Linked DNA regions of Homo sapiens: region 2 is linked to region 1. Evidence: chromatin loops called from intact Hi-C (ENCODE). Cell type or tissue: K562. All regions are shown on one strand. Links, peaks and the distances in the headings refer to the core of each region. The heading gives the core; the rest is flanking DNA.

Region 1 (10,244 bases), core at 2,245-10,244:
GAGCCGAGATTGCGCCACTGCACTCCAGCCTGGGCAATAGAGCAAGACTCTGTCTCAAAAAAAAAAAAATCAGATTTCAAATTTTATTCAGTAATACGAGTATTAGGCCGGGCATGTAGGCTCACGCCTGTAATCCCAGCACTTTGTGAAGCCGAGGTGGGTGGATCACCTGACATCAAGAATTTGAGACCAGCCTGGCCAACATGGTGAAACACCATCTCTAATAAAAATACAAAAAATTAGTCAGGCATGGTAGCAGTTGCCTGTAATCCCAGCTACTTGGGAGGCTGAGGCAGGAGAATTGCTTGAACCGGGAGGCGGAGGTTGCAGTGAGCCAAGATAGCGCCATTGTACTCCAGCCTGGGCAACAAGAGTGAAACTCTGTCTCAAAAAAAAAAAGAAAGTAATATAAGTATTAAAAAGGACTGAGAGGCTGATATCATATTGCCTTTTATCACATACTCCCCTTCCAATCATGCCCTACCTAATCTCTCTACCTGCTCTACCCTCTGGCAGGACACAGGCTTGTGTCTGCATAACCTGTTGTTTCTTTGCTCTTTCCAGAGAGACAACTGCAGATGATTCCTACCGAGTCAGCCCAGGAAGAGGAAGGGGGGGCAAGGTTTTTGAGTCTAGGGAGGGGGAGTACTTTTAAGAACAGCAACAGACCAGGCATGGTGGCTCACACCTGTAATCCCAGCAGTGGATCACCTGAGGTTAGGAGTTCGAGACCAGCCTGGCTAACATGGTGAAACCCCATCTCTACTAAAAATACAAAAAAATTAGCCGGGTGTGATGGTGCATGCCCGTAACCCCAGATACTTGGAAGGCTGAGGCACAAGAGTCGCTTGAACCCAGAGGCAGAGGTTGCAGTGAGCCGAGATGGCGCCACTGCACTCCAGCTTGGGTGACAGAACAAGACTCTGTCTCAAAATAAAAACAAAACAGCACCAGCAGTGTCCCTACTCTTCCAAGTCAAAGTGCTGTCTGCTTCTGCCATCTGTGCTCAGTGCAGGATGGCTTGGGTTGCACTGTCAAGAATGCAGGAAGAGGCTAGAGAAGTGCTCAGGGTGTCATCAGCATAAGGGTTGCAGTGCAAAGGGCCCTGGAGATAATTCTAGGAGGCGGTCTCTAAGGGGATATCCTTAGGTGGGGTTCCCCATTCTTGGGGGCTTTTGTTCACTGAAAGGGGAGTTCCCTTGCCCCTCCTCCCTTTTAGGTTCCCCGAAAGCCCACTGATGCTCCCTGTCAACTATATTTGGCTTACACAGAATGCTGCCCTTTGAGCAGTCTCCAACTCTCTCGATCATCAATGAGCAAACCAGCGGGGGAGCTGAGTCACAAGCACATGATGTGGGGCTGGAAAGCGAGGGGGCCACACTCAGAGGGGTGACCATGTAATCGTCCAGACCCCTGTACCTTTCCTCATCCCTGGGGCTAGTCCCTCAGGGCTTTCCGCACTCCTTCCTTGTCTTGAGGGACTCTGTATTTCTGTGTTGGAGGAAGGGTGTTTCCCTCTGCGTACATACATATCAGAGGGACTGATGCTTTATGTGTCTTTTATATGGGTGTGGTGGTGTGAGGAATTGGAAAGCTCAGAAATGGAAAATAGTTAACGTTCAGAGTAGCAGATGAACACAGCTCTCACATTTGCATTTTCCCTTTCGTTCTGACTCATCTTCCCCTCTCCCCACCCTGTTGCCCCTCCACCAGCCTCACCCATTGACACACCCTGTCTGATCTAGGAAGGGTTAACATGTGCCTGCACCCATGTGGAGGGAAGGCGTGGTAGGCCTGGAAAGAGAGAGTGGGAGGCTGGTCTGAACATTCGAGGGTCCTGGAGCCAAAGGAAGAAACGGGAGCTTAGGGACAGTATTTGCATCTAGGAGGGGACAAGGACTCTTAGATCCTTCCCCCTTAAGAGAAGCCTATGGGAGGCCGGGCGCAATCCCAGCACTTTGGGAGGCCGAGGTGGGTGGCTCACTTGACATCAGGAATTCGAGACCAGCCTGGCCAACATGGCGAAACCCTGTCACTACTAAAAGTACAAAAATTAGCCGGGCGTGGTGGCGGGCGCCTGTAATCCCAGCTACTCGGGAGGCTGAGGCAGGAGAATCGCTTGAACCTGGGAGGCAGAGGTCGCAGTGAGCTGAGATTGCGCCACTGCACTCCAGTCTGGGAGACAGAGCGAGACTGCGTCTCAAAAAAAAAAAAAAAAAAAAAAAAAAAAGAGAAGCCTATGGGGAAGCCGACTGTGCCTTGTCACCAGAGCAGCTTACCAGTACCTGACTTGTTTATCTTCCAGTCATTTACTGTGTATCTAATATACGCCAGGCACATATCATAAATGCTTTATCCGCTGGGCGCAGTGGCTCACGCCTATAATCCCAGCACTTCGGGAGGCCAAGGCAGGCGGATCATTTGAGCCCAAGAGTTCAAGACCAGCCTGGGTAACATAGTGAGACCCCTGTCTCTACCAAAAATTCAAAATTAGCTAGGCATGGTGGCTCAAACCTGTAGTCCCAGCTACTCAACAGGCTGAGGTGGGAGGATCATGTGAGCCCAGGAAGCTAAGGCTGCAGTGAGCCGTGATCGTACCACTGGGCAACAGAGCAAGACCCCGTCTCAAAATAAACATGTCATCAAAATTTGTTGGATAAATGAAAATTTTGCTATAGGATCAGGGATAAGAGAATAATAAGAAACAGAAAAAGAAAGTTGAGCCTCTAAGACCCCATCCCTTCCCCAGATTAAAGAGTTCTGAAGTGTGAAAAGAGGGGAAACCTCCGGGGACCTTGACCCCTTGGGCAGGAAGTGAAAGAAACCCAAGTCCTGATTTCAGAGAAATGTCATTTGTCATCAGCCCAAGAAAAGGAGATTTTTCTCTTCGAAGACCACCACACGTCCTTCCTGGGGTTGCCCCTTTCAGAGCTTGATGGGAGGATCTGAGTCACTCACACACCCACCCCCAGGTCATTCCCAGGCAGCAAATGAGGCTTCCCAGTACCAAGTCAGGGAGAGGGAGGAGGCCAGCTTCTGGCTCCTCCACCCTATTCTTGGGATCCAAATGTTTCAATCCTTTTTACTTCTGCAGCTGTGTGCTCTGCCGTCATCTCTAAGAAACAACCATACCACTGAATGCTACTGTGTACTTACAAACCACACTCATATTCGTCACGTCATTTCATCTTCACCCCCACCTCCAAATGAGGTAAGCAGATATTATGCCTATTTCATGAATGAGGTTACTGAGGCCCAGAGAAGTGACTTGCCCAAGGTGACTCAAATAGTAAATGGCAGAGATGAAACTCAAAGGCAGGGCTGATTATTCCAAGGTCCTTGCTGCCACAGATACACTTCTTTGACTCTAGGAGTTCACAAACGAAGTGAGGAGACAGGAGGCTAGGGGCAGAATGTGTGCATTCTGGAGGTAGAGGGGGTGGTCTCTCCTGCAGGCAGAAGGCAGAGGCAGGGTTAGAAAACCACACCCCTTCGGGGGGACTGTGGCAGACTGATACTTGGGACATCCAATGGAGGCCTGTGAGGTCAGGGGCGGGGCTAGCTCCAGGGGGGGCCCCAGGAGCCCCAACAGTAGTTCAGAGCATGCGGTGTCCTGGAAGAAGCTACAAGCGGTGAGTGATAGCCTCTCTCCAGCTGAGGCCTTCTTCCCATCACAACTCTTTCTGTCTCCTCCCTGCCAACCTAGAGCCCTCTCCCTGAGGTGTCCAAGTGCAGCCCTCCCTGCCCCAAGGGCCCTTGCTCACAGGGAACCTGCACCTAGGACTCTGCCTGCTGGGTGCTAAGACACTGAGGTTCTGGTTCTCTTCGTATCTGGGTTCCCAGCTCTCTTCTTAAAAGCCAATGTGGTGGTTTTGATGTGTGAGAAACTCCTGCCTGGTTGGGTGCTGTCTTTCTATTCTTCACTTTTTGTCTTATGAAAAACAAATTAAACCATCTCCTTACCCAAATCTTGAGAGGAAACAGCCTCCCTGTCTCCAGTCCCCACGTCCTTTCCTCCCATCTCCTCAGGAGTCCATTCTCCAAAAGGTCTCTCCATCATTGGGTCAGGAGCCTCCTCTCCTGTGGCTTCTGCACCTGCTCTCCTCTTTCTCTGGATGGGAATGTCTGGTTCCTTCCCTGAGGATGTGTTCTAGAAGCTTCAGCTTCACAGTGATGACTGCCGGATGCCTTAGCGCCTGCGCTCCTGCAGCCAGGATCCCTATCATGCTGCCCTCTCTGCCTTTCAGGAGCGATGGGCTTTTGGGGGAGGACCCACTAGCTTTCTAAGCTCTCCCGTGAAACTGTGTCATGCTCCATCCCTTAGTGCCGGCGTTGACTGGGTTTTGTGGTGATCCTTGTCTGGAATGAAGAAAGCCTGGCTTGCGCAGAGGTGTTTCCCTGCAGAGGGGCTTGGAGAAGCAGAAGTGGCAGTATCTGCTATCTTTTACGTCAGAGACTGCCAACTGGCAGACTTCCCGCACGCCTGTCTTAAACCCACTACTAGATATTTCTGTTAACTGACTGGCCCTTGCTCTTTAAGTCCTGAATTTGGTCTGATTTCCATTCTCTCGCCACCATGCCTACCTGCTATGATTCTGGATAAGCTCCAATCCTCTCTTGGGTTACTTTATTTGCTCACTCAGGACAGAGGGCTCTGATCTAGGACCAGCAACTCACACCCTCTCCCCTCACATCCACAGGCTTGAAATGAGATGAGATGTTCCTCCCTCCCCTTTCAACCATGGACCTCACACTGTGGACTTCCTCTTAGAGCCTCTGAGTTAGGTACCCAAGCCAAGGCACAATGTCCCTGCCCCCCATAAGACTGCCCAGCCCCTATGGCTCTGATCGGCTGGTACAGCTAGCAGCCAGGCTCCGGCCAGCACTCTGTGATACTCTGATCACCGTAGGGAGCCAGGAGTTCCCCGCCCACAGCCTGGTGCTAGCAGGTGTCAGCCAGCAGCTGGGCCGCAGGGGCCAGTGGGCTCTGGGAGAAGGCATCAGCCCTTCTACCTTTGCCCAGCTCCTGAACTTTGTGTATGGGGAGAGTGTAGAGCTGCAGCCTGGAGAGCTAAGGCCCCTTCAGGAGGCGGCCAGGGCCTTGGGAGTGCAGTCCCTGGAAGAGGCATGCTGGAGGGCTCGAGGGGACAGGGCTAAAAAGCCAGATCCAGGCCTGAAGAAACATCAGGAGGAGCCAGAGAAACCCTCAAGGAATCCTGAGAGAGAACTGGGGGACCCTGGAGAGAAGCAGAAACCAGAACAGGTTTCTAGAACTGGTGGGAGAGAACAGGAGATGTTGCACAAGCACTCGCCACCAAGAGGCAGACCCGAGATGGCAGGAGCAACGCAGGAGGCTCAGCAGGAACAGACCAGGTCAAAGGAGAAACGCCTCCAAGCCCCTGTTGGCCAAAGGGGAGCAGATGGGAAGCATGGAGTGCTCACGTGGTTGAGGGAAAATCCAGGGGGCTCTGAGGAAAGTCTGCGCAAGCTCCCTGGCCCCCTTCCCCCAGCAGGCTCCCTGCAAACCAGCGTCACCCCTAGGCCCTCGTGGGCTGAGGCCCCTTGGTTGGTGGGGGGCCAGCCTGCCCTGTGGAGCATCCTGCTGATGCCGCCCAGATATGGCATTCCCTTCTACCATAGCACCCCCACCACTGGAGCCTGGCAGGAGGTCTGGCGGGAACAGAGGTGAGTGGCGGGGTCTAGTGCTCTGCCTCCAGGCTGGGAGGGCATGGCCCAGGAGGGGCAGCCCTGCTGGGTGGAAGGGCACTGCATCTCTACTGCACAGTTCCTGAGCTGGGGAAGAGACAAGAAGCTGCTGCCACAGGGCACGCCAAAGCCCAGCCCCCGGGGGAGGACTTGGGATACCCCCTCTTCACGAAGGGGCCAGGCTCCCAGGTTTAGCCAAGGCTGTAACTCTTCCCCACCCCATCCCAGGATCCCACTGTCCCTAAATGCCCCCAAAGGGCTCTGGAGCCAGAACCAGTTGGCCTCCTCCAGCCCTACCCCAGGTAAGCCCCTCGCTGTCCTGCATACACCTGTAACATGGTGTCTTCTCTGGGCTGGGGCTCGAGGAGTCCAGCCTGAGCAGGGCCCCTACCTCCCACTGTTCCTTCCAGGTTCCCTCCCCCAGGGCCCCGCACAGCTCAGCCCTGGGGAGATGGAAGAGTCTGATCAGGGGCACACAGGTGAGTCGGGCGGGGGCACTCGTGCCTCAGCCCCACTGTAGCCCTTGATTTCCTGCCTGAATGGTACAGTGAGTTGGCGCTGGGATTCCTGGCCCTGCCCTCCTTTGCCTTCTCTGTCCCCACAGGCGCACTTGCAACCTGTGCGGGTCATGAGGACAAGGCAGGCTGCCCACCTCGCCCGCACCCTCCCCCGGCCCCTCCTGCTCGGTCTCGGCCCTATGCGTGCTCTGTCTGTGGAAAGAGGTTTTCACTCAAGCATCAGATGGAGACGCACTACCGAGTCCACACAGGTATGGGCGCCCTGCCCTGTGTGAACTGTCGGCTTTCTTCCCAACTCCGCTCCTGAGTCTCCACCTGTGTGCCCGGTTCCCGCGCAATCCCCTAGCCCCGTGGCCCGATCCACCCCTAACTTGGCCAGCTTTCGCCGCCTTCTTCCTTCCTTCACCGGCCTCCCCTTCCGACCGCTCTAGGAGAGAAGCCCTTCTCCTGTAGCCTTTGTCCTCAGCGCTCCCGGGACTTCTCGGCCATGACCAAGCACCTGCGGACACACGGGGCCGCTCCGTACCGCTGCTCCCTGTGCGGGGCCGGCTGTCCCAGCCTGGCCTCCATGCAGGCGCACATGCGCGGTCACTCGCCCAGCCAACTCCCGCCCGGATGGACCATCCGCTCCACCTTCCTCTACTCCTCCTCGAGGCCGTCTCGGCCCTCGACCTCTCCCTGTTGTCCTTCTTCCTCCACCACCTGACGGGGTGTCGGTAGCGTCTTAGCCAAGAGTCCAATTAAAGAACGAAAAGCGGGCCGGCTCGGCTTCTGACCTGGCACCGCTGCTACGGCGGCCTAGCAAATTCCGCCCCAGAAGCGCCCCAGGAAGGGCGCCGAGTGCCCTCTCCTGGACGATCGCGGGTCGCAGAAGCCCAGGCCAGCGAGCCCTACAGAGTGAGGACACTGAAGTGTGCAGGAGCGAAGGTTAACAGTAGGGGAGATTGTCGATCTCATCACCATAATAAAGAGTTTCCTGTGCCCTCCCTTCAGGACTAGAAAGCCGAGTTTAGTCTGTGCACACCCCCGCCCACGCCCCTTGTCCTGTAGCGGCCCCTGGTGGCCCTGCGTCCGCTGTCCAGCGGGATGGACACTTCTTCCACCCCCGAGGCGCCCCGTCCTCCCCAGGAGGCAGCCGGCCCCGAGGACTCGGTGTCCGGGCACACCTTGCGGCATGCCGGTCCTGGACTGGTGGGGGCTGTGCGACCGCAAGTCACTCGCCCCTTCCACTGCAATCCACGGCGCGCGGAGTCTGATCTGGGAACGCTCGGCCCGGGAGAGAGAGGAACGCGTGCTCCGACCCTGCTTTCGGCCACCCGCCTCCTCTCCGGGAGCACACGGACCCCGAGACCGCGGCCTCTCCGGCGTCTTCCCTCCACACCGTGCCAAGCCGCCGCCAGGTCGCGCCTGGAACGGAGACTGACTATGCTTTCCACCGCTCCTTCTCCAGCCCACGCCTCCTGCAGCCGCGAACTGCATTTCCCAGGGCCTCGGGGGTCCCGGGGCCCGAGCCCGCGGCACCCTGGGAGTGGTAGTCCACGCGGGCCGCCGGCCTAGCCAAGAACAATGGGAGGAGCCTGGGGCTAGGACCACACCTCCCGGAGACCCGGCAACCCGCTTTCCGGGTCCTGGCCGGGAACCCCGCCGTCCCGGCCCTCGCGCCCTGGCTGCCGGCGGAAGAAGCGAGGCGTCCGGACTACATTTCCCGGAGGCCCCCGCGGTTCGCCCCTCTGCGGCCGCGACGCGGGGGTCTGTGCTCCCCAGGTGCGGTCCGAGGGCGCCGGCCGGCCGCGGACTCCCTCTCCCGTGGTGCCCTGCGCGTGGCCGGCCCGGCCCCCGGTCTCCCGCGGCGGCGCTGGTTGTTGTCGTGCGCCGCGGCCGCCCCGCCCCGCCCCCGCTCTCTCCCCTCCCCCCGGCCCTGCGCACGGGCCGCCCCTCCCCCCGCCTCCCCGGCCCCTCTCACGGTGCCAAGATGGCGGCGGCGGCGGGCGGCGGCAGTTGCCCCGGGCCTGGCTCCGCGCGGGGCCGCTTCCCGGGCCGGCCGCGGGGCGCCGGCGGGGGCGGGGGCCGCGGCGGACGGGGCAACGGGGCCGAAAGAGTGCGGGTAGCTCTGCGGCGCGGCGGTGGCGCGACGGGGCCGGGCGGAGCCGAGCCCGGGGAGGACACGGCCCTGCTCCGTTTGCTGGGGCTCCGCCGGGGCCTGCGCCGGCTCCGCCGCCTGTGGGCCGGCCCGCGGGTCCAGCGGGGCCGGGGACGGGGTCGGGGCCGGGGCTGGGGCCCGAGTCGAGGCTGCGTGCCGGAGGAGGAGAGCAGTGACGGGGAATCCGACGAGGAGGTGAGGCGGTTGGAGGCGTCCCCGGCGCCGGGTGGGGCGGAGGCCGGGGCTTCCAGGGGTCTGGGTTGTCCCGGGGGCGGCGTGGGCAGGCCGGGTCCTCAGGGTTCCTTCGGAGAGACGGGGCACGGAGGGAGGGCGGCTGCATGCAGCTTCCGGGGGAAAGGGCCTCTGGAAGTGGGTAGAGAAGCCCCGGCTGCAGCCAGGCACTCGCGCCCGATGTCGGTCCCGCTGAAGTGTCTTGGGCCGATCCTTTTCGGCAGCTGGCAAAGCTAGGGCGGTGGAGGTTTGGGCGAGGAGGCAGTGGGGACTGCATGTCCAGCCAGTCGTGGTTGACAGCGGCAGCGTGGCCTTGGCAGACAGGTTGGAGCTGTCTGGGCTCTTACCTGTGGGCCGCCCCGCCGGGCCTCGCAACCTCCTGGTTTCTCCAGGGCCCCAGTTTCTCTTGGCATCTCAGGTAGAGTGGTGGAGGGCTTCCTCTTGGGGCTCGGGTTGAACAGGAGTGGGATGAAGGCCGGGACTGGGCACTCTAGCAGGTCAGAGCTCAGCTCAGGATTTCTCCCCCAGCCTTTCAGAACAGGCAGGAAGGTGTGGGTTGCGTTGCCCTGGACGGTTAATAACAACCTGAGAGCTCGCAGTGGAGCCTGTACGAAAGCCATCTGATGCCCTCCCCGCCCCTTCACTTGCGGGCCCCTGTTCCCAACTTAATGCAGAAATAAATTGTGGCCCGAAAGGGTGTCAGTGGAGGTCCCACTTTGGTCTGAATTGGACTCTGAAGGAATCTGAGTATGGGGCCTGCTGCCTTTCCTGAGGAGACCCTGTCGTCTTCTCTCTTGGGCCAGTGAACCATGGCTTTGGCTGTGCTGGTGTGGTCCGGCACTGGGGATCGGAGTTCGAAATACCTGGCGCCTCCATCCCTAGGGAGAGACCCTCTCTTCCACTACCCGCGACCTTTGAGTCTTTTTCGTTCTTTTTAAATAGGCAGGGGTATGCTAAGTGGGAACTGGGGATATTCCTCGATACCTCAGATGGAACGAGGGCTTTGGCACTGACTGCTGTTTCTCCCCTCCACCCCGGTCCCCTAAATCAGGAGTTTCAGGGTTTTCATTCAGATGAAGATGTGGCCCCCAGTTCCCTGCGCTCTGCGCTCCGATCCCAGCGAGGTGAGTGACGGGGGAACTCCACCTCTTTAGCGTCACAGGAATTTATCCTCGCCCTTCGTGTCAGCTCTTCCCTGTTCAACTAGCCTCTGTCAGTTGCCGAATGTGTTCTGTGTTCAGAGTCCAAGCTAGTCTGGGCAGCGGGGGAAACACACAAGCAAGACTTAGTCCCTGCCCTCCTGGAGCGCCTTCCTCTGTGTGTAGGGCTGGCTTGATCCATCTCCCCACAACTATTCTCCTTTTAGGTCGAGCGCCCCGAGGTCGGGGTCGCAAGCATAAGACGACCCCCCTTCCTCCTCCTCGCCTAGCAGATGTGGCTCCTACCCCCCCAAAGACCCCTGCCCGGAAACGGGGTGAGGAAGGCACAGAACGGATGGTGCAGGCACTGACTGAACTTCTCCGGCGGGCCCAGGCACCCCAAGCACCCCGGAGCCGGGCATGTGAGCCCTCCACCCCCCGGCGGTCTCGGGGACGGCCCCCAGGACGGCCAGCAGGCCCCTGCAGGAGGAAGCAGCAAGCAGTAGTGGT
Region 2 (10,467 bases), core at 1,856-9,855, 100 kb after region 1:
AGAATGGATACTGATACACACAACTGTGTGGCTGAATCTCACAATGTCAAGTGAAAGAAGCCAGACACCAAACAGGGCAAGCTGTATTATTCTTTTTTTTTTTTTTTTTTTTTTTTTTTTGAGACACAGTTTCACTCTTGTTGCCCAGGCTAGAGTGCAATGGCACAATCTCAGCTCACTGCAACCTTCACCCCCCGGGTTCAAGCGATTCTCTTGCCTCAGCTTCCAGAGTAGCTGGGATTACAGGCATGTGCCACCACGCCCCACTAATTTTGTATTTTTAGTAGAGACAGGGTTTCTCCATGTTGGTCAGACTGGTCTTGAACTCCCGACCTCAGGTGATCTGCCCGCCTCAGCCTTCCAAAGTGCTGGGATTACAGGCATGAGCCACTGTGGCTGGTCTATACTTTTCAATAAATATAAAAGCAAGGAAAGTGAAACTGCAGTAAAATGTTGGGAATACATGCGTGGGTGGTCAAACTATGAGGACAAGAAAAGTAAGGACATGATTATCACAGAAGTCAGAGAGGTGGTTGATTGTGGGGGATGGGAGGAATTGTAATGGGGTAGAGGGATATGGGGACTTCTATATCCTATTTTCTTTTTTTAAAATGGAAACCATATGTCTTAATTTTTTTGTTTTGTTTTGTTAGACGTATCCTTGCTCTGTCACCCAGGCTGGAGTGCAGTGGTGCGATCTCGGCTCACTGCAACCCCCATCTCCCGGGTTCAAGTGATTCTTCTGCTTTAGCCCCCTGAGTAGCTGGGACTACAGGCACCCACCACCACACCTGGCTAATTTTTGTATTTTTGTAGATATGGGGTTTCACCATGTTGGCCAGGCTGGTCTTGAGCTCCTGACCTCAAGTGATCCACCCTACTTGTCCTCCCAACATGCTGGGATTACAGGCGTGAAGTCCTAGGTCTTTTTTTTTTTTTTTTTTTTTTTTTGAGACAGAGTCTTACTCTGTTGCCCAGGCTGGAGTGCAGTGGCACGATCTCGGCTCACTACAGCCTCTGCCCCCGGGTTCAAGCAATTATCCTGCCTCAGCCTCCCGAGTAGCTAGGATTACAGGCGTCTGCCACCGCGCCTGGCTAACTTTTGTGTTTTTAGTAGAGTCACGGTTTCACCATCTTGGCCAGGCTGGTCTTGAACTCCTGACCTCATGATCCACCTGCCTTGGCCTCCCAAAGTGCTGGGATTACAGGTGTGAGCCACTGTGCCTGGCAGTGGCTTCTAGGTCCTAGGAGTCCTAGGTCTTAACATGGATGATGATTCATAGTTGTTCACATTGTAAGGTTTTTTTTGTTTTGTTTTTGAGACAGAGTCTTGCTCTGTCTTCCAGGCTGGAGTGCAGTGGGGTGATCACTGCTCACTGCAGCCTCAAACTTCTGGGCTCAAGCAATCCCCCCACCCACCACCTCCACCTCCCAAGTAGCTGGGATTACAGGTGCATGTGATCACACCGAGGGTAATTTTTAATTGTTTTTTTGGTAGAGACAGAGTCTTACTATGCTGCCTAGGCTGGTCTTGAACCCCTGGACTCAAGCAGTCCTCTCACCTTGGGCCTCCCAAAGTGTTGGGATTTCAGGCATGAGCCACGGCACCTGGCCCTCACATTGTAAGTTTTTTTTTTTTGAGACGGAGTCTTGCTCTGTCCCCCAGGCTGGAGTGCAGTGGCGCAATCTTGGCTCACTGCAAGCTCCGCCTCCTGAGTTCATGCCATTCTCCTGCCTCAGCCTCCCGAGTAGCTGGGACTACAGGCACCCACCACCACGCCCGGCTAATTTTTTGTATTTTTAGTAGAGACGGGGTTTTACCATGTTAGCCAGGATGGTCTCAATCTCCTGACCTCGTGATCCACCCGCCTCGGCTTCCCAAACTGCTGGGATTACAGGCGTGAGCCACACTGCGCCCGGCCTTGAAATTTTTATTTATTTTCTTATTTATGTATGTATGTATGTATGTATGTGTGTATTTATTTATTTATTCATTTTTGAGACAGGGTCTCACTCTGTTGCCCAGGCTGGAGTGCAGTGGCACAATTTCGGCTCACTGCAGCCTCAACCTCCCAGGCTCAGGTGATCCTCCCACCTCTGCCTCCCAAGTAGCTGGGACTATAGGCACATGCCACTATGCCCAGCTAAATTTAAAAAAATTTTTTTTTCCTTTCTTTTTTGTGATGGGGGATCTCACTCTGTCACCCAGGCTGGAATGCTCCAGCATGATCATGGCTCACTACAGCCTCAAACTCCTAGGCTCAAACAATCCTCCTACCTTGGCCTCCCAAACGCTAAGCTTATAGGCATGAGCCTCTGTACTTGGCCTGCCTTTTTTTTCTTTTCTTTTTTTTTTTGGCTCCATCTTGCTCTGTTGCCTAGGCTGCAGATGTCTGCTCACTGCAACCTCCGCCTCCCAGGTTCAAGTGATTCTCCTGCCTCAGCCTCCCAAGTAGCTGGGATTACAGGTGTCTGCTACCATGCCCGGCTAATTTTTGTACTTTTAGGAGAGGCGGGGTTTCACCATATTAACCAGGCTGGTCTTGAACTCCTGGCCTCAGATGATCCGCCTACCTTGGCCTCCCAACGTGCTGGGATTACAGACGTGAGCCACCACGCCCAGCCTAGGGCCTCATCCCCAGAAATGTGATTACTGGGTAGGCATTGGGGTGTTGAAAGCTCCCCTGGTGGTTCAAATGTTCACCCAGGTGAAGAGGCACGGCCCCTACAATCGGACACCTTAGCCTCTCTAAATGGGGTCCTCCCTCCCTCTTTGTCTTTTCACTGTCCCTGGAACACACCCAGCTTCCTGCTGTTGCATTTCCGCTGTTCCTTTTCCCTGAAAACTCCACCCTTCCTTCTTTCCCTAATTAACTCCCACCTGCCCTCAGGTGTCAGGGTTTAAGACACCCCCTCAAGGAGGTCTGCCTTGAGCAGCCCCTCCCAGATGAGGGGGAGTTTTACCCTTTCACATTTTAACACCAGCCTTGTAGCTCTTGTCATGTTTATTCGTCTGTGAGTGAAGACTCAGTTTCTCTCCCCACGCCCCTGCTAGACTGTGAACACCATGAGGTCGGGGGGTCACATTTGGTTTTGTCATTAATTTATCCCTACTGCTTAACACAGGACTTATTTTTGTTGAATGGACTTATTTTTGTTGAATGGGTAACTAATTTAATAGATTTCTTTGGTATTTGCTGGACAAGGGACTTATAGATTGCATCACATCAATTCAAGCAGATTCTGGATAAGACCCACCTTTTTTTTTTTTTTTTTTTTTGAGACAGGGTCTCACTCTGTCGCCCAGGCTGGAGTGCACAATGTCGGCTCACTGAAACCTCCACCTCCCGCATTCAAGCATGCTCCTGCCTCAGGCTCCCGAGTAGCTGTGATTACAGTTGCAGGCCATGAGGCACACGCCACCATGCCCGGCTAATTTGTGTGTGTGTGTGTGTTTTTTTTTTTTTTAAGTAGAGACAGGTATTTCACATTGTTGGCCAGGTTGGTCTCAAACTCCTGACCTTGTGATCCGCCCGCCTCGGCCTCCCAAAGTTCTGGGATTACAGGTGTGAGCCACCGCGCCCGGCCTCGAAGTTTTTTTGTTTTTTTTTTTTTAATGAGACATAGTCTTGCTCTGTCACCAGCTGGAATGCACGGCGCGATCTCGGCTCACTGCAACCTCTGCCTCCTGGGTTCAAGCGATTCTCCACCTCTGCCTCCCAAGTAGCTGGGACTACAGGCGCACACCGCCACGCCCAGCTAATTTTTTGTATTCTTTTAGTAGAGATGGGGTTTCACCATGTTGGCCAGGCTGGTCTCGAACTCCTGAGCTCAGGCAATCCGCCTGCCTCGACCTCCCAAACATGGCCTTGGGAATCGCCATGTTTGGGTGGACCCAGTTGGGTGGCCTGCATTTGCATATTAAAGGTTGCCGGCCTGGTTCTAAGAGCTGCTTTAAAAACAAAAACCTCCAGGCCACGCCTGTAATCCCAGCACTTTGGGAGGCTGAGGCGGGCGGATCACCTGAGGTCAGCAGTTTGAGACCAGCCTGGCCAACATGGTGAAACTCCGCCTCTACTAAAAATACAAAAATTAGCCGGGCGTGATGGCGCGTGCCTGTAATCCCAACTACTCAGGAGGCTGAGGCAGGATAATCGCTTGAACCGGGGAGGTGGAAGTTACAGTGAGCCGAGATGGCGCTATTGCACTCCAGCCTGGGCAACAGAGTGAGACTCCGTCTCAAGAAAAAAAAAAAAAAAAAAAGGTAGAAATTAGAGAGTATAGAAGAGAGGCAATCTTGGAAGAAATAATGGCTGAGAATTTTCCAGAACTGATGAAAAATACATATTCACAAAGAAGCAAAGATATCTTAAGCTAGATAAAACAAAAGAGGCCGGGTGTGGTGGCTCGTACCTGTAATCCCAACACTTTGGGAGGCTGAGGCGGGCAGATCACGAGGTCAGGAGTTCGAGACCAGCCCGGCCAAATGGTGAAAACCTGCCTCTACTAAAAATACAAAAATTAGTTGGGCGTGGTGGCACGTGCTGGTAATCCCAGCTACTCGGGAGGCTGAGGCAGAAGAATCCCTCGAACCTGGGAGGCAGAGGTTGCAGTGAGCTGAGATCGCCCATTGCACTCCAGCCTTGGTGACAGAGTGAGACTCCATCTCAAAACAAACAAACAAGCAAACAAACAAACAAACACTAAAGAAATCCATGCCTAAACACATCATACTGAAATGGCAGAGCATTGAAGCTACCGAGGTCTATTATTTATCTTTGCATCCTCCAGAGTGTAGCCTGGACTAGATGCTCCACCAATTCAATTACATCAAGAGGGTGGGTATCCCAGGTTGAGACCACAGACAAATTAAAGGCAAGGAGGTAGAAACAAATATGGCTATAAGAAGGAAAAGCATTTTTCTCACCTATCTGAGGCACACAACCTGGATTGGGGGAAAGTGAAGTTGAAAATGAGAGTGTGGGAGAGGGAGAGACTAGGTGGAGAGAATTTTTGTTTCGTTTTGTTTTAGAGACAGGGTCCTGTTCTGTCACCCAGGCTGTAGTACAGTGGTGTGATCGATCATAGCTCTCATAGCTCACTGCAGCTTTGAACTACTGGGCTCAAGGGATCCTCCTGCCTCAGTCTCCCGAGTTGCTGGGACTACAGGAGTGTGGCACCACAGCTGGGTAATTTTTGTGTTTTTTGTAGAGATGGGGTCTCTCTGTGCTGCCTGGGCTGGTCTGGAACTCCTGGTCTCAGGTGGTCCTCCTGTCTCAGCCTCCCAAAGTGCTTGGATTACAGACATGAGCCACCCACACCTGGTCACTGGGGAATCCTGAGTGCCCTGCAAAACAGAACACAATGGGCTGCTCAACAGTAGCCATGGAAGGTTCTGGAATAAAGTTCCCAGCCGGTCCTTCTGTGGGTGATTGTCCATTTTGTGGTAAGAGGCAAAGGGGCTCTAACACCAGCAGAGAGGCAGAGCCATAGGTGGGAGAGTCCCTCTTATTCTCTCTGGTTGGGTCACCAGGTGACCCCATACCAATCACTGGGATTGAAGAATAAGGTATTCCAGCCAGCTCCAGTGCTGTGCCTGTTTCTGGAGCTTCAAGAGTGCTCAACCAATGCACAAAACCTACCTGGGGCGTGGTGGCTCATGCCTGCAGTACCAGCACTTTGGGAGGCCGTGGCGGGTGGATCACCTGAGGTCAGGAGTTTGAGACCAGCCTGGCCAACATGGCGAAACCTCTTCTCTACTAAAAATACAAAAACTAGCTGGGGGTGGTGGCAGGCGCCTGTAATCCCAGCTACCGGGAGGCTGAGGCATAAGAATCGCTTGAACCCGGGAGGTGGAGGTTGCAGTGAGCCAAGATCGCATAACTGCACTCCAGCAGCAACACAGGTGCACTCTCTCTCTAAATAAACAAATAATTAAAAACAAAATGAAACAAAAAACTGGACTCATGCGTGACTCTGATGGTTCCAGGAGGTGATACATATACAGAACATAGAATGTGAGCTGGCATGTGTTAGGAGCTCATAAATGCTGTCTGTCACTGCTGCTGCAGCGACTCATTGGCTTCCTGTCACCCACAGGATAAAGCACAAACCCATAAGATGAGCTTTGTGGTTTATCTTTGGCCATCTCACTAGCCTTAATTCCTACCACTCCCTGACTTGGGGGTTATTCTCCAGCAACAATTTTAGGGAAATCCCTTCCCACACTGTGCTCCTGGAGTCTTCTTTGTCTCCAGCCCCTGCACAGCTACTTATCCCTTAATACTGGAGTTTGGTGACAGCTTAGGAGCAGAGGACAGTCCAGCCAGTTTTAATCTCCAGCACAGACCTCTCTCCTGAGCTCTGGAACCCAATGTACACACACACACACACACACACACACACACACACACACACACACACACACACATGCTCATTCAGAATCCCCTCATGGATTGGTTCTTCTCAAACGGGACACGACCGCACCCTGGTGGGAGCTTGGGAAATTTGCATAATTGTTTTTGGCTGCAGCATTGATTGGAGGGCATTACAGGCATCTAGAGGCAGGACCAGGAATGCTGGACGCTGAAATCTGCATCCAGAACAGTTTGTAAATGTCTTTGCAGGCGCTTCTGTGCGTAAAATAAGTTTACAGTTATCTGAAATTATTAATATAACACATATACCATACACACAAAATTTTGGTATGGTTTAAAATATATTGACATTTTCTGAAATGAAACTATGATGTAAATTTATTTTTATTTATCTATTTTTTTTGGAGACAGAATCTCGCTCTGTTGCTCAGGCTGGAGTGCAGTGGTGCCATCTCAACTCACTAGAACCTCTGCCTCCCGGGTTCCAGTGATTCTTCTGCCTCAGCCTCCCAAGTAGCTGGGTTTACAGGCCTGTGCCACCACGCCCAGCTAATTTTTTGTATTTTTAATAGAGAGGGAGTTTCACCATGTTGGCCAGGCTGGTCTCAAATTCCTGACCTCAAGTGATCCTCCTGCCTTGGCCTCCCAAAGTACTGGGATTACAGGCGTGAGCCACTGTGCCCGGCTTCTGATGTAAAGAAAGTGAAAATTGTGTACTTTTTTGTTCAGAATGGCACCAATGGTTATACATCATATCAGAAGAATCACAATTCCAACAATGCCACCTATGAGATGTAATGTAAAATTCTGAATGAAGTATAGCACACATAAAGAAATGTGCCCATATCATGTGTTCAGTATGAATTTTCAGGAAGTGACCAGAAAGTAAATTTGACGCAAGTGACACTTGAATAACTAACACCCAAGTCAAGAAAACAACTTCGTAATCCCAGCACTTCGGGAGGCCAAGGCAGGAGGATCGCTTGGGCCCAACCTGGACAACATAGTGAAACTCTGTCTCTACAAAGATAAAAAATTAGCCATGTGTGGTGGTGCACACTTGTAGTCCCAGCTACACAGGAGGCTGAGGTGGGAGGATCGCTTGAGCCCAAGAGTTGGAGGCTGCAGTGAGCCATCATCACACCACTGCACTCCAGCCTGGGAGACAGAGCAAGACACCATATCAAAAAAAAAAAAAAAAAAAAAAAGAAAGAAAGAAAAGAAAACAACATTATGAGGATTCTCACCCCAAGCCTTCCTGGTGCCAGTTTCAATCACCATCCCCCTCTCTCCCAAAGGTAACCAGACTCTTTGTTTGTTTGTTGAGACAGGGTCTGGCTCTGTTGCCCAAGCTGGAGTGCAGTGGTGTGATGATGGCTCACTGCAGCCTTGAATTCCTGGGCTCAAGCAATCCTCCCACCTCAGCCTCCTGAGTACTTGAGGCTACCGTTGCACACCACCATGTCCAGCTAATTTTTGTATTATTTTGTAGAAACAGGGTTTCACCATTTTACCCAGGCTGGTCTCAAACTCCTGGTCTCAAGCAATCTACACATCTTGGCCTCCCAAAGTGCTGGGATTACAGGCATGAGCCCCGGCTCAGGTTATGCACTTTTATAGTCAGTAGTATTAGTAACATGTGGTTGTATCCTTCTCAGTAATTTTTTTTTTTTTTTGAGACAGAGTCTCGCTCCGTCGCCCAGGCTGGAGTGCAGTGGCACGGTGTCGGCTCACTGCAGCCTCCGCCTCCTGGGTTCAAGCCTCCTGAGTAGCTGGGATTACAGGCACGTGCCACCACTCTCAGCTAATTTTTATATTTTTAGTAGACACAGGGTTTCACATGTTGGTCAGGCTGGTCTTGAACTCCTGACCTGAGGTGATCTGCTCACCTCTGCCTCCCAAGGTGCTGGGATTACAGGTATGAGCCACCACGCCTGGCCCCTTCTCAGTATTTTATATCAGGGGGCTCCTTGTGTCAGTTTGTCCCATGACTGGTAGCATCAACTTTGATCATCTGGTGAAGGTGACATCTGTCAGGTTTATCCACTGTGAAATTACTATTTTTCCCCAAGTAACTAATGCAATACATGCTTTTTAGGCTCTACTAATTTGAGTTTCCACCCCTTGCAAATTATTTATTTCCTCCTCAGTTAACTAAAGACCTCATTCAAACTGGTTTAAGAGTGAAGGACATTTAGGCCGGGCGCGGTGGCTCACGCCTGGTAATCCCAGCACTTTGGGAGGCCAAGGAGGGCGGATCACAAGGTCAGGAGATCGAGACCATCCTGGCCAACACGGTGAAACCCCGTCTCTACTAAAAATACAAAAAATTAGCCGGGCGAGGTGACAGGTGCCTGTAGTCCCAGCTACGTGGGAGGCTGAGGCAGGAGAATGGCATGAACCCTGGGGCGCGGAGCCTGCAGTGAGCCGAGATCGCGCCACTGCACTCCAGCCTGAGTGACAGCGAGACTCCGTCTCAAAAAAAAAAAAAAAAAAAAAAGAGTGAAGGACATTTATGGTTGCAACTAACTGAAAATGACATTCAGACTGACCTAAGTGGGGAGGGAAACTGGTAGTCTAGAAGTAGCCCTGACTTCAGGTGTGGCTGGATCCAGTGGCTTGGTACAACTAGGCATTTGTCTTGTTCATCAATATCTGTATAGATTAAGGGGGACTAGATCCGGGGAAGGCAGAAGCAATAGATGTCCGCTACACTGAATCAGAAAAAGGAGAGGAGGAAGTAGGAACTGCATGAAGAGACCCAGCCACAGCCTGCGGTTACTTTGGAGAGCTTCTTCCAAGTGGTTCATGGTGCTGAGCAACCCAGGACCTGGCTTAGCAGCATATTCCTTGGCCACAGTGGTTGGTTCCAGGACAGGCATAAGACCCAGCCTGGGCTGATGAAAGACAGCCCCAGAGCTTTCCAGAACTATTGGCATAAAGAGGCACTCTGGCTGCTGAGCTCATGGGATACCAGCCTAGAACTACAAGTGGTCTTCTCTGTTTCCCAAATAAAGGGTCTACCCGAGAATGAAGCTAGACCTTGCATGGCTATGTTTCAATACTAGGTCTGGCAGTGTCTGAAGCCAACGCTACCCCCTGCAATTGTCAGCTGCAAGAGCCAACAAATTTCCTTTCCTGCTTAAGCCAATGTAGAATAGAATGTTCTAGGTTTTGCAGGGAATGGTGGCTCACGCCTGTAATCCCAGCACTTTGTGAGACTGAGGCGGGCAGATCACTTGAGGTCAGGGGTTCAAGACCAGCCTGGCCAACATGGCAAAACCCCATCTCTACTAAAAATACAAAAATTAATTGGGCGTGGTGGCGCACACCTGTAATCCCAGCTATGCGGGAGGCTGAGGCAAGAGAATCTCTTGAACCAGGAGGCAGAGGATGCAGTGAGCCGAAATAACGCCACTGCACTCCAACCTGGACTACAGAGTGAGACTCTGTCTCAAAAAAATAAAATAAAAAAGAATAAAAATACAAAAATTATCTGGGTGTGGTGGCATACACCTGTAGTCCCATCTACTTGGGAGGCTGAGGTTCAAAAATTGCTTGAACCCAGGAGGCAGGGGTTGCAGTGAGCCAAGATCGTGCCACTGAACTCCAGCCTAGGTGACAGAGATAAACTGTGTCTCAAAAAAAAAAAAAAAAAAAAAAAGGCTGGGCACAGTGGCTCACACCTGTAATCCCAGCACTTTGGGAGGCCGAGGCGGGCGGATCACAAGGTCAGGAGTTCGAGACCAGCCTGACCAACATGGTGAAACCCCGTCTCTACTAAAAATACAAAAAGTTAGCTAGGCGTGGTGGTGGGCGCCTGTAGTCCCAGCTACTCGGGAGGCTGGGGCAGGAGAATCACTTGAAACAAGGAGGCAGAGGATGCAATAAGCCGAGATCGTGCCACTGTATTCGCAGCCTGGGTGACAAAGTGAGACTCTGTCTCAAAAAAATAAAAATAGGCCAGGCGCAGTGGCTCATGCCTGTAATCCCAGCACTTTGGGAGGCCGAGGCGGGCGGACCACTTGAGGTCAGGAGTTCGAAACCAGCCTGGCCAACATGGTGAAACCCCGTCTCTACTAAAATATAC

What was found. Peaks named below come from ENCODE experiments on the same cell type or tissue, not always from the same donor. Only the 100,000 strongest peaks of a DNase experiment are listed, where the experiment ranks them.
Region 2: a loop joins it to region 1, with 6 times the contacts of the local background. A loop is called at or near these places in 5 of 110 quality-filtered maps.

Annotation. Positions count from the first base shown.
Region 1 is chr19:35,709,823-35,720,066 of GRCh38, forward strand. It overlaps ZBTB32 (zinc finger and BTB domain containing 32), which reads left to right. Exons shown (of 7, transcript NM_014383.3): 2 at 3,095-3,211; 3 at 4,701-5,685; 4 at 5,935-6,008; 5 at 6,117-6,185; 6 at 6,311-6,475; 7 at 6,656-7,216. The coding sequence starts at 4,805. The coding sequence ends at 6,930. It overlaps KMT2B (lysine methyltransferase 2B), which reads left to right and starts at 8,181. Exons shown (of 37, transcript NM_014727.3): 1 at 8,181-8,559; 2 at 9,647-9,719; 3 at 9,962-10,244. The coding sequence starts at 8,197. RefSeq lists enhancers at 1,318-1,787, 3,606-3,685, 6,734-7,293, 6,846-7,125, 8,413-8,970 and silencers at 4,796-4,995, 7,696-8,175, 8,256-8,305, 8,326-8,395, 8,436-8,515 and 1 more. In K562, for the core only: CTCF peaks have their summits at 5,298, 7,243 (motif pointing left) and 7,632; DNase peaks (open chromatin) are centred at 6,889, 7,269, 7,809, 8,099 and 2 weaker places; H3K4me3 peaks cover 3,687 bases; H3K27me3 peaks cover 2,589 bases.
Region 2 is chr19:35,813,681-35,824,147 of GRCh38, forward strand. No RefSeq gene overlaps it. Among named protein-coding and RNA genes, the nearest start is that of PRODH2, 6.1 kb to the left of the region's middle. In K562, for the core only: a CTCF peak has its summit at 6,493 (motif pointing left); DNase peaks (open chromatin) are centred at 6,481 and 9,089; H3K4me3 peaks cover 303 bases.